Regions from separate parts of the Homo sapiens genome. Here region 1 is linked to region 2. A link is a loop called in an ENCODE intact Hi-C map of the cell type or tissue named here. Cell type or tissue: GM12878. All regions are shown on one strand. Each heading gives the region's core, and the rest is flanking DNA. Links, peaks and the distances in the headings are about the cores only.

The links. A loop is a pair of places that touch in the nucleus more often than their neighbours do. Peaks named below come from ENCODE experiments on the same cell type or tissue, not always from the same donor. Only the 100,000 strongest peaks of a DNase experiment are listed, where the experiment ranks them.
Region 1: it touches region 2 in a loop (2.3-fold over the local background); 4 of 110 quality-filtered maps call a loop at or near these places.

Annotation. Positions count from the first base shown.
Region 1 is chr15:90,034,777-90,043,104 of GRCh38, forward strand. All of the region lies in intron 1 of ZNF710 (zinc finger protein 710), which reads left to right. Among named protein-coding and RNA genes, the nearest start is that of MIR3174, 32 kb to the left of the region's middle. RefSeq lists enhancers at 3,277-3,796, 5,841-6,135, 7,943-8,328. In GM12878, for the core only: no CTCF peak of the experiment used is centred there; a DNase peak (open chromatin) is centred at 3,685; H3K27ac peaks cover 4,334 bases.
Region 2 is chr15:90,092,827-90,101,154 of GRCh38, forward strand. All of the region lies in intron 1 of IDH2 (isocitrate dehydrogenase (NADP(+)) 2), which reads right to left. Among named protein-coding and RNA genes, the nearest start is that of IDH2-DT, 5.1 kb to the right of the region's middle. RefSeq lists enhancers at 2,600-3,124, 8,068-8,328 and a silencer at 8,313-8,328. In GM12878, for the core only: no CTCF peak of the experiment used is centred there; DNase peaks (open chromatin) are centred at 4,259, 4,805 and 6,402; H3K4me3 peaks cover 3,867 bases; H3K27ac peaks cover 5,975 bases.

The DNA.
Region 1 (8,328 bases), core at 64-8,063, 58 kb before region 2:
CCTGCAGGTGCATTTCCTTTGCACACCTGGCGCCTGTTGGGGACTTAGACCTCTTCCACATCGCCCCAAGGTCGGGCTGAAGAGATTTGGATCTTCTGAGTTGCAAGCTCCCAGAAACGATGCTGTTAGGACCCTCTGTTCACTCAGAGAAAGAGGCTTGATGGCCGGAGCCCCAGGGCTTCCCTGCTGGTAGAAGGGGTGTCTGGAGGGCCTCTGCCTTCCGTCATCAGAAGGAGGTTCTAGCAAGGTAAAGAGGCCCGTATAGTACTGGGATTTTGGATCCCTTGAGTGAAGGACCAGGCAGAGAAGGGGAGCACTGCTGGAGGATGTCGGGGGCTGGGCCAGGCTGGGCACAGGCACATGGCCATGGTGATTGACCGCATTTGCCTCACCACTTCACGTGGGGACCTGGCAACCACACAATGGCCCTGGGGCATGGTGTGGGGGCTGAGACATGAGGCAATGGTCTTGGTCTCAAACACCCCAGCTTCCGGCTGCTGGGCGTCACTGACTTGCTGTGGCTTCCTGGCCTGGCTCAGCATTGGCCGTCCGGCTCCTGCAGCAGTGACATCTCCACTCTGGACCCATGAGCCCATCAGCTCTTGGTGGACAGGTTTGCACAGTTGCCCCTGCTGCCTGTGCAGTGAGCTGGCTGCGGAAGGCAGGACTCCCAGGGCTAGGAGGGTATTAGCAGGCTGGCTTTCGGGCCTCAGCACCATCGTGCTTCTTATGTGCCGGGACAGGATCAGGACCATGTTGTGCCTAACATCCGGCAGACCCTGGTAGCTTCTTAAATGATGACACTTTCCAGCACTCACATATCTCATCTGAGTTAGGCCGGGCTCTCTAGCTGGGGCGGGAAGCCCCGCACTTCCTAATACCTGGTGGCTGAGTCAACAACATGGGGACGTGTATTTGGATAGCAAACAGCGATCAGCAGCGGAGCCAGCCTGCTGCCTTCCTGCACCCGCCTTCTAGCAAAAATGTCCTCTGGAAAGGTCAGCCAGGACTGGCTACATAATTTTCAGGACCAGGTGTAAAATGAAAATGCAGGTCTCATGTTTAAAAGTCAGTAAAATTTAAAGAACAGCAGAGCACGAAACCAAATGTGAGCCCTTCCTTCTACACGTGGGGCCCCAGGCAGTGGCACCATTGCATGCCCCCAAGGCAGCCTGGAGTCAGCGTTTCCCAGCCTTGTGAAGTCCTCATGCTTCCAAGGGTGGCAGGATTGGGTCCTCTTTGGTAGAAGAGCTGCTTGGCATCCTGAGACGCACTCGCCCCATCCGGCCCCACAAGCAGCTTTCTCAAGAGCTGGAGTGACTTCCACTTCGAAGCGCAAGCACTTCACCTTCTCCTTTTTGTTCTTCTCTACCCTGTTTCCTTCTTTCTTTGTGAACTCAGAAAGCTTTGAGACTCCCCTCCCGTTCCTCCTTTCTTCCCCTCCACTCTTGCCGCCCGCCCCCCACCCCCTCCGCCTCTGTTTCTCTCTCCCTCTTTCCCTTGCTTTTATCTGGGGGAACCCCTTTCACAGGTTTGCTGTATAACATTTCTCTTCCATTCACTTGGCGCTGTTCGATTTTAATGTTCCTTTGAATGACACCAGGCGAGTGCTCCTTGGGTTTCCGAAGCCTCTCTCTGAAGTGGCTGGAGCCAGCGTCTTCCCCACCGAGGGACGTCCCTTCAGTGGCCTCTGGCTCTGTCCAGATGGTCTCTCCCCATTGGGAGCCTGGAATGAATTCTCATTGTGAGCATTCATCACTCACCACCTCCTCCCCACATTCAGCTGTCAGTCCTACTGGCCGCAGTGGAAAGAAAGCCTGCTCCATTATTTCTAGTGACAGACCTGGCCATCATTCCCAAGGTCTGTGGCTCCCATGCAGGCCTCGAGCTGGGGGTGGGGCAGGGCATGGGAAAGGGTTAAATAGATAAGCCCAAGACACAGTCCTGGCCCCCCTCATCCTCTTCACACAGGAACCAGAAGGGTCTTCAGCAACATGCATGGGATCGTGTTACTTCTGGCTTCCCATGCCTGAGAATGGCATCCAGACATGGCCTTCAAGGCTCTGTCTGCCTCGGTGACCCCATCTCCAGCCACTGTTCCCAGTTCACATCGGGGAATTCTCCGGCCCTCCTAGAGAGGCAGCCCAGGTTGCTAAAGAGGCACTTCAAGCACATTTCAAAGAACGCAAGAATTCTGGAGAGGTGGAGAGCAGGAGAATAGCACAAGCAAGAGCCAGCTCCAGGGTCAGGCTGGAGATGGGAGGTCAGGCATGGTGGGGAGGACGGGAAGTGGGGCTGGGTTCAAAGCCTGGCTCAGCTTGGAGGACCTGGCAGGGGCTCGGGGTGGGGGTGGAGTGTCTCAATCCTGGTGCACACTGGAGTTATTCGAAGGGCTTTTAAAAATTATCAAAGTTGTTCCAGGTTCATTCCCCGGGTGGCCCACACGCTGTTTTTAAGTTTAGCTCTCCAACCCTTCTTCCTGGTTCTCCCCTTCCCTTGGAAGAAAGTCCCTGGTCCAGCCTGGGTGTTGGCACTGGCATTTGCCCTCCCAGGGCCACTGGGACTGGGAATCCCCAGGAGGGCTTTCGAAAGTGTCAGGAACCGCTCCTTCCACTGGGGCTTTTCTCCACTGATGGGAAGGCTGCCTTGCTCAGTCAGCCCCAGGCCCCTGGACAGAAGGAACTAGGGGAGCACTAAGCATAGGTGTCCCTAGAGAGTCAGCTGGAAGGGACCTAGTTCAGAAGAGGAAACTGAGTCTCAGTCACCAGCGAGTACCACCACTGGTGGTACTCAGAGCTTGGGTAGCAGAGCTTGGGCTTTTCAGCCTTGGACACCACCAGCTAGGATGGAGTGAGGGCTGAGCTGGAATGCTTCTGAGGAAATGATCTCTGACCCAAGCATGCCACAATTATGAGAGCATCTTCAGCACTCATAAGCATCGCAGGCTGGATCTCTTTCTCTGACCTTTGGATGTGGGGTGCCAGAATCTGTGCTTAAAGATGAGGGATGTCGGGCTTCTGCCCTCAAAGAACTCTGGATCTCGAGGGAGCAGTGGGCCTAAGCATAGAGTATTCTAATACGGTCGCTAGGCTTCCAGAGCTGTAAGAGACAGGCTTGAGCAGGGAGAGACGAATTCCCCGAGGGAGGCCTTGATGAGGAGGTGAAGAGGCAGTGAGGGTCTGGTGTCTACTCCCCTTTAACCACAGGCCTGGCCTTCCAGCCAGGGTGCTGTACCAAAGTGAGTGCTGGGGCCGCTAAGTGGTGCCCAGGTACTGATTTCCCCTCGACCCGCAGTCGGCTGGGCTGGGTGGGTCTGTGGATGGTTTGGACCAGCCTTGCCCGATTACCCCAGTGTACGGTCCAAATATGATTTTCTATGTGTGCCATGCAGATCAGGAGCACTGTAGCAGGCCCCTCTCTCTATCACCAGTGCATCACTTTCATCATGGAGCAGGTTGGGAAACAAGCCAAAGGCTGGCCCCACAGACACAAAGAATAAGTCACAACTCACCCACGTGGTGTGTTTCCTCCTAACTCTTTAGTTTGAAATTTTCAAACTTGACAGAAAAGTTAAGAACCTTCGTCCAGATTCACTCATTGTTGCCATTTTGCCACGTTTTCTTTATCTCACTCTCTTTCACGTGGTTTTGCTGAGTCATTTGAAAGTGAGTTGCAGACAGCCCACCGTTAAGTACGTCAGCAGGTATCTTTCAGGAGTGTGGACTTCCCCATTTGCAACCACGGTGCCATCATCACACCTAAGAAATTACCACTGTCCAATAATATCCAATCTACAACCCATTCATATTTCCCCAGTTGAACTCCAAAAATGTTTTCGTATGGCTGTTTTCCTGATCCAAAAATCTTCATGCATTACATTTGGGTGTTGCGTTTCTTTACCTTCTTTTAATCTAGAACAGCCTCCCTGCTCTGTGTGTGTGTGTGTGTGTGTGTGTGTGTGTGTGAGACATTGGCTTTGAAGAGTCCAGGAAGGCCAGCTGTGTTACACAATAGATTTGTGTAATCGAATATGTTCAGGTTAAGTTTGCATAGTTTCAAAACTCACCTGATAATTGCTTCATTGTGTCCAGGAAAGTCCTAAGGCAGAGAGGCTATCTCTTTGGCTGTCTGTCCCTGTGTGTGTTGTGGGGCATCCTGTCCAGCCACCCAGAAAAAGCAATGGCTTTGGTAACATGACATGTTATGTATAAAATGCTTCCTGCCAGGTGAGGTGGCTCACGCCTATAATCCCATCACTTTGGGAGGCCAGAGGGGGTGGATCACTTGAGGCCAGAAGTTCAAGACCAGCCTGGCCAACATAGTGAAACCCCATCTCTACTAAAAATACAAAAATTAGCCAGGCGTGGTGGCAGGCGCCTGTAACCCCAGCTACTCGGGAGGCTGAGGCAGGAGAATCGCTTGAACCCAGGAGGTGGAGGTTGCAGTGAGCTGAGATTGTGCCACTGCACTCCAGCCTGGATGGCAGAGCGAGACTGTCTCAAAAAAAAAAAAAAAGTGCTTCTGATGTGTACAGATGATTTCACCTGATGATTTCACTGGCAGGGCAGATGTTCTCTTCATTTCGTGGGTGGGATTCTGAGAGGTTGAGGCCATGCCCAGGTCCACTATCTTAGGCAAAAGTGGACCAGATCCCTGCCTTGTGACCCACTGTGGGGCTTTCTGCAGTGACAGCTGGGAGTCTTGCCCCACGACTGGATGAGGTGGTCTCACCTCATTTCACTCCTGGATCCAATACGTGCTTGGCTGAGTGCTCAACCGAGTATTGAATGTAATCTAATACAGTCCAATCCATCTTGATGACTGCAAGTCATGATTAGGAGCCCTCGGTGCTGAGCTCAGGTATGGAGGTGTCCAAGCTGCTTGCCCCACCCCTAATGGCCATAAACTGTCACTGGGTCATTTTCAGCCTGCACCCTAGCCAGCCACCATCATAGCCTCCAGCAGCGAGTGGCACCTCTTTCACCTCCTTGGGTTTCCTCTGCATCTGCCGTGGTCTGGGAAACTGGATAACCGTGCTTGTTAGAACTGAGTCCAAAGCCTCCAAGCAAGGGGCGCTGTCCCATAAAGAAAAAAGTGCCTGGGACACCAAAGTCCCCTCTTCGAGTCACCCACATCTGTTTCATTCTGGACTCTCAACTTTTTCATATGCTCTGCAGTTCTCTAAGTCTTTTGGGGGAAATTTGAGGTGGCCAGAGAAGAGATCTCTGGACAAGTGTAATCTTGCTATCACATATTAGGAAAGACCATAATGTACAGCAGAGGTGCCTGGTGAGGAAACAGTCAGCATGCCAGTGAGAACCAGAGCCTGGGGGCACTTTGTGCATGGTGGCCATACTGCTGGATGACCATGCCAGCTTGGGCTGTGGCTGGGTGAGGTCACCCAGGCCTCAGGCCTGTGCACTGTGGCCACTGCCTCCTCTGCACGTAGATCATACCGCCTTTGTTGAGGAAGTCGTGTCTGAGGATCTGGTCCCCAGCTCTAGGCAACAGCAGAAACCCTGGTACCCAGATCCCCCAGTCTCCAGGGAGGTGTCCTTAGTGCTCCGGATGGGGTTGTTAAAGCCACATGTGAACACTCCGCAGATTTTCCCTGCAAGGTACAAGCCCTCCAGCCTCTTCCACCCAAATGTGTCACCTTGGGCAGCAGCTCCCTGAATTCTGTTCTTTCTTGAAGGAATTTCTGTTCTCATCAGTTCATAAGCACAGTGCCCCTTCTGTTTCTTGGCTTAATGCTCCGGGAGTTCACAGTGATCCCGATTTGACTTCACAGTGACTCCTTTACCAAGCCTTTTTTGCTTGTTTGCTTGCTTTTAATTTTGTTTTTTATCAGAGTAATATATGCATCTTTTTTTACATCAAACAATACTGATGGGCTTCTAGTGCTAAAGCAGCAGGCCCCGCCCCACCTCGCTCCCCAACTCCAGCCCTCCAGCCAGTTAACCATTTGCAAACTGCTTACTTCCTCCTTCCTGTTATTTACGTCCATGTTCTGAAATAATATGTTACTCCAGTGATTTCTTGATTTATCAATTTCGGACATTATCTTTTGCCTCCATATTGTTGCAAGTGAGGACTTATCTCTCCACCACCCTATCATTCCTCCTCCTCCTCTCTTAGTTTTATCATTAGGTCGCAATTTTGGGTTAAGCCCACAGTATAAATACTATTCACTGCTAAACATGGCACTGAACTACGATTACTTCTTTAAAACAAGAGTTCATTATTGTTTCTTTTGTTCTCACTGCGTTACTTTTCTCTGTGCTTCTGATTCCTCCTAATACACCAACAGATTAGGAAAACATCTATTGGATGTTTATCTATTGGTTCACTGATCAATTCTGTTTTTTTTTTCTAGACACCTAGGTATCTTGCCAGTTAAATTCTTTTCTTTTCTCTTTGTTTGTCTGTTTGGTTGGTTTTTAGAGATAGGGTCTCACTCTGTCACCCAAGCTAGAATGCAGCGGCATGATCACAGCTCCAACATCTGGGCTCAAGTGATCTTCCCACCTCAGCCTCCAGAGTAGCTAAGACTACCAGCATGCACCAACATGCCTGGCTAATTTTTTTATTTTTTGTAGAGGTGAGGTCTCACTATATTGCTTAGGCTGGTGTCAAACTCCCAGGCTCAAGCGATCCTCCTCCCTTGGGCTCTTAAAAGTGCTGGGATTATAGGTATGAGCCACTGGGCCTGGCCACCAGTGAAATTCTTTATATCTTTTTCAAAGCAAATGAAAATTTTGTTCACTTTAATATATTAAAATAACTCCATGCCACCTCCTCTGAAAGAGCTTCCCTGAACCTCCAGCCTCTCTAAGTCTGCCCCTCCTCTGTTCTTGTTCTAACGCAGCCTTTACACACCAAATTAAAATTGCCTGTTTTCTTGCCTGTTGCTCTCACAACACCATAAGTTCTTAAGGGCAGGACCGAGTCTTGTGCACTGCTATCTCCCTAGGAATGCACAGGAGCTGGATGGCACATGGTAGGTGCTCAACAAATATTTGTGGGATTTGCCTTTGTCAAATGGAAGCACAACAGTGATTTTATAGGCTGCTGGTGGCTAGGTTAAATATCTGCCCCATGCCTCTTTGTTTTTGATTTTTTTTTTTTTTTTTTTTTTTGAGATAGAGTTTCGCTCTGTTGCCCAGGCTTGAGTGCAGTGGCATGATCTCAGCTCACTGCAACCACTGCATCCCGGGTTCAAGTGATTCTCCTGCCTCAGCCTCCCAGGTAGCTGGGATTACAGGCGCCCACTACCACGTCTGGCTTATTTTTGTATTTTTAGTAGAGATGGGGTTTCACCATGTGGGCCAGGCTGGCTTGAACTCCTGACCTCAGGTGATCCACCCGCCTCAGCCTTCCAAAGTGCTGGGATTACAGGCGAGAGCCACCGTGCCCGGCCCCTGTGCCTCTTTGTATTTTCCATGCCCCCCCTTCTCTCCAGCCTCCTTGTTGGGTTCGGAGGCCCTCCTGGGGCCTGTTCCAGCGAAATAACAGCCTTTTCCAGATAAAGATGGAAAGGAAGGGTTTTCTTTCCCTGATCCATTGTGTCTCCCCCCCACCCCCTCCAGGCAGCATTAGGTTGGCCCCAAGCACCTCAGGGCTCCGGACTGGTCCTTGTCGCTTTATAATCCCAGCCCACACCACTGAGCTCCACACAGACTGAGCGCTCAGTAGATGAGTAAGGTTGAGACTCGCTCAATCAATCAATCAATAAACCAATCAGTCTTCCTCCACTCAGCCTCTCTGCTCCCCGGCGTTTCTCATTATCTAGCGTTTGGATGATCAGAAGGAAAAAGGAGCTGCTGCGTAAAGGTGACCCCATTTCAGGTTTCGTCATGACTCGCTAGGTACTGAGAGACAGCAGGAGAAGGGAAGACAAAGAAGGGGGACAGGGAACACTCACCTGTGATCGCAGAGGGACATTTTGGGAGACACACGGTCACTAGACTGAGGGCTGTGTGTGGGCATTTGCCGGCACGATCTGGTGTGTAACAGAGGCCCAACCAGGAAGGACAGGAAATCTAAATCCAGGTTAGGGCACGTATATTGCACCCAGCCTTTGGGTCTTGGCTAACTCAGGAAGGTGCTGGTCGGCGGTGACCCGTGATGTGAGAACACGCCTCAACGTCCAAAGAGGCCCTCCCTCGTGAGTGACATAGACCCAACAGCTGGTGGCCTGTAAAAAGAGCCAACCCACCCGCTTACCCTCCTGGAGTGAGGGCCCAGCCTGAGCAGGCGGCGGGCTTCTTTGGAGCAGTCCCTCGAGGGGACAGCCCATCCCAGGGCTGACTCAGAATGCCCTTCACC
Region 2 (8,328 bases), core at 297-8,296:
CTTGACCCCCGCAAAGTGCTGGGATTACAGGCGTGAGCCACCGTGCCAGCCTAATTTTAAAATTTTTTTGTAGAGATGGAGTCTTGCCCTGTTGCCCAGGCTGGCTGGACTCCCCACCCCACCCCCACTTTAATCTGGCTAGGTAGAACTACCCAAAAACATGCCCAGCCCACCAGTGGCCAAGAGGGTGGGGGCCAGTCTGGCCTGTCAGACCCTCTCCCCCTGGAATATGAAGGCAGAGGAGATCAACACAAAGAACACTGGCTAGCTGCGGCTGCCTCATCCAGCACCAAATCAGTAAGAGGTTGTCCAGGGGCTCCTGCCATCCAGTTCCTAAGGAGGGCCTGGGTCCTCTTTTATGTATTTACTTATTGTTTAGAGTCAGGGTCTCTTTATCTCTCTCTGTTGCCCAAGCCAGGCTCAGACTCCGGGGCTCAAGCAATCCTTGCACCTCAGCCTCCTTAGTAGCTGGGGCTACAGGCCCATGCCAAGATATTACTTTTGTCCAAGACTTAGTTCTTTATAGTTTTCCCTGCAATTCTATGAGCTACGCTGTGTAGCTCATAATAAAATCCTCTCCAAGTTAACCAGTCACTAACTTTGTCTGTTGCGTGCAACCCAAGAGCCCTCAACTAACTTGTGGTGATAAAGGAAATAGTATAGATAGGTATTGAGTGCCTACTATGTGCCTTACAGTGTACCAATGCTGTACAATGTGATTCCATTTAATCCCAAAAACAACCCCAAGGAGGTATCATTACCTCCATTTTATTTAATTAATTAATTTATTTATTTATTTATTTATTTTTTGAGACAGAGTCTTTGGTCTGTCACCCAGGCTGGAATGCAATGGCGTGATCTCGGCTCACTGCAACCTCTGCCTCCCGGGTTCAAGCGATTCTGCTGTCTCAGCTTCCTGAGTAGCTGGGATTACAGGCACACGCCACCAGGCCCGGCTAATTTTTGTATTTTTAGTAGAGACGGGGTTTTGCCATGTTGGCCAGGCTGGTCTCGAACTCCTAGCCTCAGGTGATCCACCCACTTTGGCCTCCCAAAGTGCTGGGATTACAGGCGTGAGCCACCACGCCTGGCCATTATCTCCATTTTAAGTGTGGGAAACTGAGGCTCAGAGAGGTTAACAGCTTACTGCCCAAGGTTACAGAGCTTGAAAACAGCAGAGTCACGAGGACTCTGACCCTATTCAACAGGAAGGACAGGCTTACAGCACCTGCGAATGGAACTCAGAACCCTTGATCCCAGCCGACGCAGGTGGGTCAGTCCTACCAGAGAAGCATCAAAGGACTCAATGAGGGGCTGATCAGAGGTCCAGGGAGACCAGTGGAGGGTAGGGGGCAGGGGACGCTACTGAAGGAGAGTCTGACTCGCAGGAATACCCAACAGTCTGGGAAGTGAATTTCAAAGAAAACTCAGGAACTGGCCACCTAACAATGAATCAGTACAGCTGCCTTGGACAAGGCTTGTTGAACCTCAGCCTGCAGCAGATAGGGGCACCGGGGCACCAGCCTGCTCCTCTGCCCACAGCCTGGGAAGAAGCAGCAAATGCAGAGCAGGGAACAAGATCTAATAAAACTTCAGTCACAGGGAAATCTCACCAGCTCAGCTGAGAGCTGTGCCCTTTCCTCAAAGCAGCACTCCTCAGCCTCACTTACAGCCCAATTACTCTTGTGTTACACACAGTCCTTAGAGAGGTGGTGATGTGTCTTCAGCTCCACTCTAGATTAGACACAGCAAATCAGGTGAAGGGAAGAGAATGATTATTTGAAAACACTGGGTTGGGGCTGGGTGTAATGGCTCATGCCTGTAATCCTAGCACTTTGGGAGGCTGAGGCAGGTGGATCACTCAAGGTAAGGAGTTCAAGACCAGCCTGGCCAACATGGTGAAACCCCATCTCTACTAAAAATAGAAAAATTAGGCATGGTGGCACGTGCCTATAATCCCAGCTACCGAGGAGGCTGAGGCAGGAGAATCGCTTGAACCCGGGAGGTGGAGGTTGCAGTAAGCCAAGATCACGGCACTGCACTCCAGCCTGGGCAACAGAACGAGACTCCATCTCAAAAAAACAAACAAACAAACAAAAAAAACTGGGTGGGAAGAACTGACAAGGGACAGAATACCTGTGAAAAGCAGGCCTAGAAACCACCTCGGCACATTTAAAACAAAAGTGATTAAAGCCTAACAGACCTCAAACAACTGACTTTCCAAAGATATGCAAAGAGTTTGTTTTTTTTTTTTAATCTAAAAATAATCTTAGAGATCATTTAGGGGGAATAATGAGACTCAGAGAGTGTGGTCTGCATCAGAGGCAAGATAGAGCCCAGGTCCCTGACCCAAATGCAGCCTCTGGAAGACCCGTGGGTCAGATGTAGAGAAGCAGAACACAAACACAGCCTTGGACTATTCCATTCCCTAGAGAACAAAAGGTGGCTGGCTGCTGGCTCTACTGCCTTTCCCAAGACGCGATGGGGATTTTGAACCCAATCTACAATATTCCTTCACTTTTTTCTGAAGCTTGAGTGGAAAGAGCTGCAGAACCTGCGGAAAGTCTGTTGAGCTGTTGCAGAGCTAGTTTAGTTCTGGGGAGCATCTCCTATGAGTTAATTTGAGGACAGCTAATCAAATTTGTTAAAAAAAAAAAAAAATGAACTATCATAATCAGGAGCCCTAAGGAGAGACTCACTTGGGGCCAGTTCTTCAGGTTTCAGCCTCAGCCTGGGCTCCACGGTTGGGCTTCAGGCAGGCATGGCTAGGAGAGTTCAAGGTCAAGATCAAAGACCTGATGTGTCAAACCCTCAGAGACCACAGGACCTGATTATTTACTCACCGGCAGGTGCTAACTAAGCACTTATCCAGTACCCCACTGGGATACTGAAATGCCTAAAACACAACAGTGCCTGCCCGGAGGCAGTGAATGTGGAAGGGGAAACCTACAGGTAACAGAGAGAGAGCAAGCAGGGCTGTCACCAAAGTCAGGAGTGCCCAGGCCTCCCTGGAAGCAAACATCCCAGGGGAACTGAGAACAGCAACATGAGCCAAGGCCAGCAGAGACTTGTTCTGCTTGTTCCAGGTACTGGTTTTTTAAAAAAATCTTAATTGGTGACCAAGTTTTAAAAATCAGTAAATCTCAACAATAAAACAAATAACTCAACGTTAAAATGGACAGAAGACTGGCTGGGCACCGTGGCTCATGCCTGTAATCCCAGCACTTTGGAAGGCTGAAGAGGGCAGATCACTTGAGGTCAGGAGTTCGAGACCAGCCTGGCCACAATGGTGAAACTCTGTGTCTACTAAAAATAGAAAAAAAATTAGCCTGGTGTGGTGACACACACCTGTAGTCCCAGCTATTTGGGAGGCTGAGGCAGGAGAATTGCTTGAACCCAGGAGGTGGAGGTTGCAGTGAGCAGAGATCATGCCACTGCACTCCAGCCTGGGTAACAGGAAGACTCCATCTCAAAATAAATAAATAAATATAATGGACAAAAGACTTAAATAGACATTTCAAGTCCAAAGATGATATACAAATGGCCAACAAGCACATGAAAAGATGCTCAACATCACTAATCATCAGGGAAATGCAAATCAAAACCATAATGAGATATCACCCCACTATCCCCTCACAACCACTAAGAGAGCTACTATCAGGAAAAGAAAAACAAAACAGAAAATAAAGTGCTAGCAAGGATGTGGAGAAATTGGAACTCTTGTGCCCTGTTGGTGGGAATGTGAAATGGTGCAGCTGCTGTGGAAAACAGTATGGGTGTTCCTTAGCTAAAAGGAAAAGAATTACTGCCGGGCACGGTGGCTCGCACCTGTAATCCCAGCACTGTGGAAGGCTGAGGCGGGTGGATCACGAGGTCAGAAGATCGAGACCATCCTGGCTAACACAGTGAAACCCTGACTCTACTAAAAATACAAAAAATTAGCCAGGCGTGGTGGCAGGCGCCTGTAGTCCCAGCTACTGGGGAGGCTGAGGCAGGAGAATGGCATGAACCCGGGAGGCGGAGCTTGCAGTGAGCTGAGATCGCGCCACTGCACTCCAGCATGGGCGAAAGAGAGCAAGACTCCGTCTCGAAAAAAAAAAAGAAAAGAAAAGGACAAGAATTACTATATGATCCAGCAATTCTGCTTCTGTATATACATCCAAAAATATCGAAAGCGGGGTCTGAAAGAGATATATGTATGCCCACATTCATAGCAGCAATGTTCACAACAGCAAAAGATAGAAGCAACCCACGTGTCCATCACAGATGAATGGATAAAGACAATGTGATACAGTCCCCCCTTATCAAAGGTTTTATTTCCATGACGTCAGTTACCTGTGGTGTCAGTTACCCACAGTCAACCATAGTCTGAAAATAGGTGAGTACAGTACAGTAAGATATTTTAAGAGATCACATTCATGTAACTTTCATTACAGTATATTGTTATAATTGTTCTATTTTATTACTAGTTATTATTGCTAATCTCTTACTGTTCCTAATTCATAAATTAAACTTTATCATAGATCTGTATGTATAGGAAAAAAACATAGTATCTACAGGCTTTGCAGTTTCAGGTATCCACTGGGGATCTTGAAATGCATCCTCCAAGGATAAGGGGGACTACTGTTATCTACATACAATGGAATATGATTCAGCCTTGAAAAGAAGGGAAATTCTGACACCTGCTACAAAGTGGATGAACCTGGGGGGCATTATGCTAACTAAGTGAAATAAACCAGTCACAAAAGACAAATACTATATGCTTCTACTTACATGAGGTACCTAGAATAGTCAAATTCATAGAAACAGAAAGTAAAAAGGTGGCTGCCAGGGACTGGGGACGGGAAGTGGGGAGGTATTGTTTCATGGGTAGAGAGTTTCGGTTTTGCAAGGTGACAAAGTTCTGGTGATGGATGGTGGTAATGTCTGCACAACAGTGCGAATGTACTTAACAATACTGTACACTGAACAATGACTAAGATGGTAAGTTTTATACGTTTTTTACCAAAATAATAAAAATTTAAACCAGTCAAAAAAAATCAGGAGATTTTATATAAAAATCTAGAAATGCAGCAGGCACTCACTCATGGCAAGGATGGGCTGGGCTGAAGGCGGCCTCTCCCTTCACTCCATGACAGCCAAGTGCCCTCCAGTGTGGCCCAGGGCACTGGAGTTTGAGACCCCTGTCTGCTGTTCAGCCTGTATGGTGGAGATACAGCCATGGTCTGCCCTTCTCTGAGAGATAAGTGGTGACAAGCTACCTGAAATACACAGAGCAGCAGCTAGGCCTCCCTGAAAACCTCCGAAGTGACAGCCACCACGAATCTTCAGCTGATGCATTGCACAAACACTGTCCTCTTGGCGAGAGTGCAGGATGGAATTACACCAGTCACCAGAGGCACGTTAGGCTGACTCTCCTCCCTGTCTGGGGCTCCTAGCACCCAATACCAAGTAAGGATTTCAAAACACATCCCTGGCTTCTTGCTGCTCCCAGCAGGAGGCTAGAGGTCCAGCCGCAGGCAGCCAGCCCCAGGCATAACTGCTCCCTCCACATTCCTACCCATGCTCTCAGCAGAAAGGCTGCTCAGTCAGCATGTCCCAGCAAAAGATCAGAGAGTGGGGAAAGGTTCCAATTCCTGGGGGCTCAAGAAGGCAGGACAGCAACTTTGTATATTTTATGTATGTATGTATGTATGTATGCATGCATGTATGTATGTATGTATGTATGTATGTATTGAGACAGAGTCTCACTCTGTCGCCTACACTGGAGGGCAGTGGCGTGATCTCGGCTCACTGCAAGCTCCACCTCCTGGGTTCAGGCAATTCTCCTGCCTCAGCCCCTGAGTAGCTGGGACTACAGGCGCCTGCCACCACACCCAGCTAATTTTTGTATTTTTAGTAGAGACCGGGTTTCACCATGGTGGCCAGGCAGGTCTCGAACTCCTGGCCCCAACTGATCCGCCTGCTTCGGCCTCCCAAAGTCCTGGGAGCCACCGCACGCGGCCAGAACAGCCATTTTGGAACAAACTCTAGTAGACTCCTTGGTGTCATCCTTCATTCCTTCCCTTCTCTCACATCCAAACCACCAAAACCAGAAGCCACCCTCAGACAAGCCCACCCTTGCCATAAGTGAGTGCCTGCTGCGTATCTAGATTTTTATGTAAAATCGCCTGAATTGGAACCTTTCCCCACTACTGGCTCCTCCTTCAAAATATATCCAGAATCCAACCACTTCTTCACCATCCCCAGCGCCACCACCCAGGTCCAAGCCATCATCCTCTCTTGCCAGGTCCCTGAAGCTAGAATGCTCCCGATAAGATGGAAATCAGGTAACGATACTCCTCTCAAAACCCTGCAAAGTAAAAGCGAAAGCTCTCAAAAATGGCCTGTGAGCCCTCTACAGACCCCACTGCCGAACCTCATCCTGTCACTCCACCTGGTGCCTGCTGAGCCAGCCTTCGCACCATCCTCTCTGCTCTTCCATCATGCCCTTGGCACCTGCGAGTCCCTCTTCCCCCAATACCGAAAATGGCCTGCTTCCTCCCCTCCTCAGCGATTCCTTCAGTGAGGACTTTTCTGGCTGCCCTATACAAACTTTTGTGCACACACCTTTCTTGCCTGTTTCTCCTTAGCTCTTCTCTTTTTGGGGGGAGAAGGGGGAGGCAGGGTCTTGCTTTGTCACCCAGGCTAGAGTGCAGTGGCACAATTGTACCTCACTGCAGCCTTGACCTCCTGGGCTCAAATGATCCTCCTGAGTAGCTAAGACCACAGACATGCACCATCGTGCCTGGCTAATTTTATTTTTTATTTTTGTAGAGATGGGGTCTCACTATATTGCCCAGGCTGGTCTGGAGCTCCCAGCCTCAAGCAATCCTCCCACCTCAGCCCCCCAAAATTCTGGGATTACAGGTGTAAGCCACAGTGCCTGGCCTTCCTTAGCTCTTGTACCCATATATCATACTAGTCAACATCTATCTTGCTTACTGTCTGCCCCCTCCCACATCAGAATTTGAGCTCCTAAGGGTTTTGAAAGAGTCTCTGCTGGTTTTATTCCCAGCTCTATCCCCAGCACCCGGCATGGTGTCTGGCACAAAGTAGGAGTATACTACTTTTGTCAAAGACATAAATAAAGGTCAAGTTGAAGTCAACTCCATCTGTGGTCAGGGCTGCCCTGCCCTCACCTTCTGTTTCACTGAATGTGTTTCCTCCCCTCTCACCCATCTGGTATGCATTGCCACACAGGGGCCAGTGAGTTCTTACCAGCAGCCTGCACCAGATGTACACGGGTGGCATCTCTCTCCAGCAATAGGCCCCATGCCCTGAAGAAGCTTACAACCTACAGTGTACTAATATTTGCAATCTGCTGGTATTTTTAACATGGGTTTACAGAGTATAAACCCCAGGGAAGGCCACAGACCCTGGCTTCCAGTAATCTGAGAGCAGTTTCCAGCACCTCATACCCTGAATGGAACCAGCCCAAGGGCCCTCAACTTCACACAGAAGATGTGGGAGCAGGCCTCAGCCATTCCAAAGAGGCTTTTCCTCAGTACCTACTAGGCCTAAACACAACCACCCCAATCAGCTCTGGCAGGGCAGCTAGGGCCTTATCTGACGTGGCAGAAAGATCTGCACACTTAAGGGGCAAGAATTAAGAAGTTTCTGGGTTAGGAGTGAAGGAAGGCTAGATAAGTAATTCTGCCACTGAGCCGTTCACAGAACTGGTCCGCACTGCCCCAAGCTCTAACTTACCAGAAACATCACCAGCAGTCGCTGGAAGCCTATGGCGTTGCAAAATAGGAAAAGATGCGTGCAGGAATTACCAGGCAGCAAAGACACGGGGCTCTTTTAGCCCCAAAATATTCTTTCCTTGTCATCAAGGGGAATGCCAAGTATTCTGTCTCCAGCTGCGTTGCCAGGTAACAAGCTGGCAGAGTCGCAACTGTAGAGTCTGATGTCCAACTCCAACACCAAGCAATTTCCCCATTCATAACCAACCCACATGGGGACTTCTAGAAGGGCCTGCAACTGACTGCTTTTTCTGTATCCAAATTCAGGACCCTTAAAAGGCGCTTTGTGTTCCTGTTTGTGTGTGTTTTTCGGGTTGTTTGTTTCTTTTTTTTTTTTTTACCATCAAGGCAGAAAAAAAGGGAGAATTAAAGAATGTGGCTAACTTCCACCATATTTTTGCTGAAGGTGGTGTGCTATATGGGAATCTTTGGGTCCTGGGGCACTTGGAACCTGGGAGTTGTTGGGCAGATCCCTGAGGTAGATTCCCAGAGGTACAAAAGCAGACATGCCCCTTTCTCCTTGGCAGGGAAGGTAGGACTG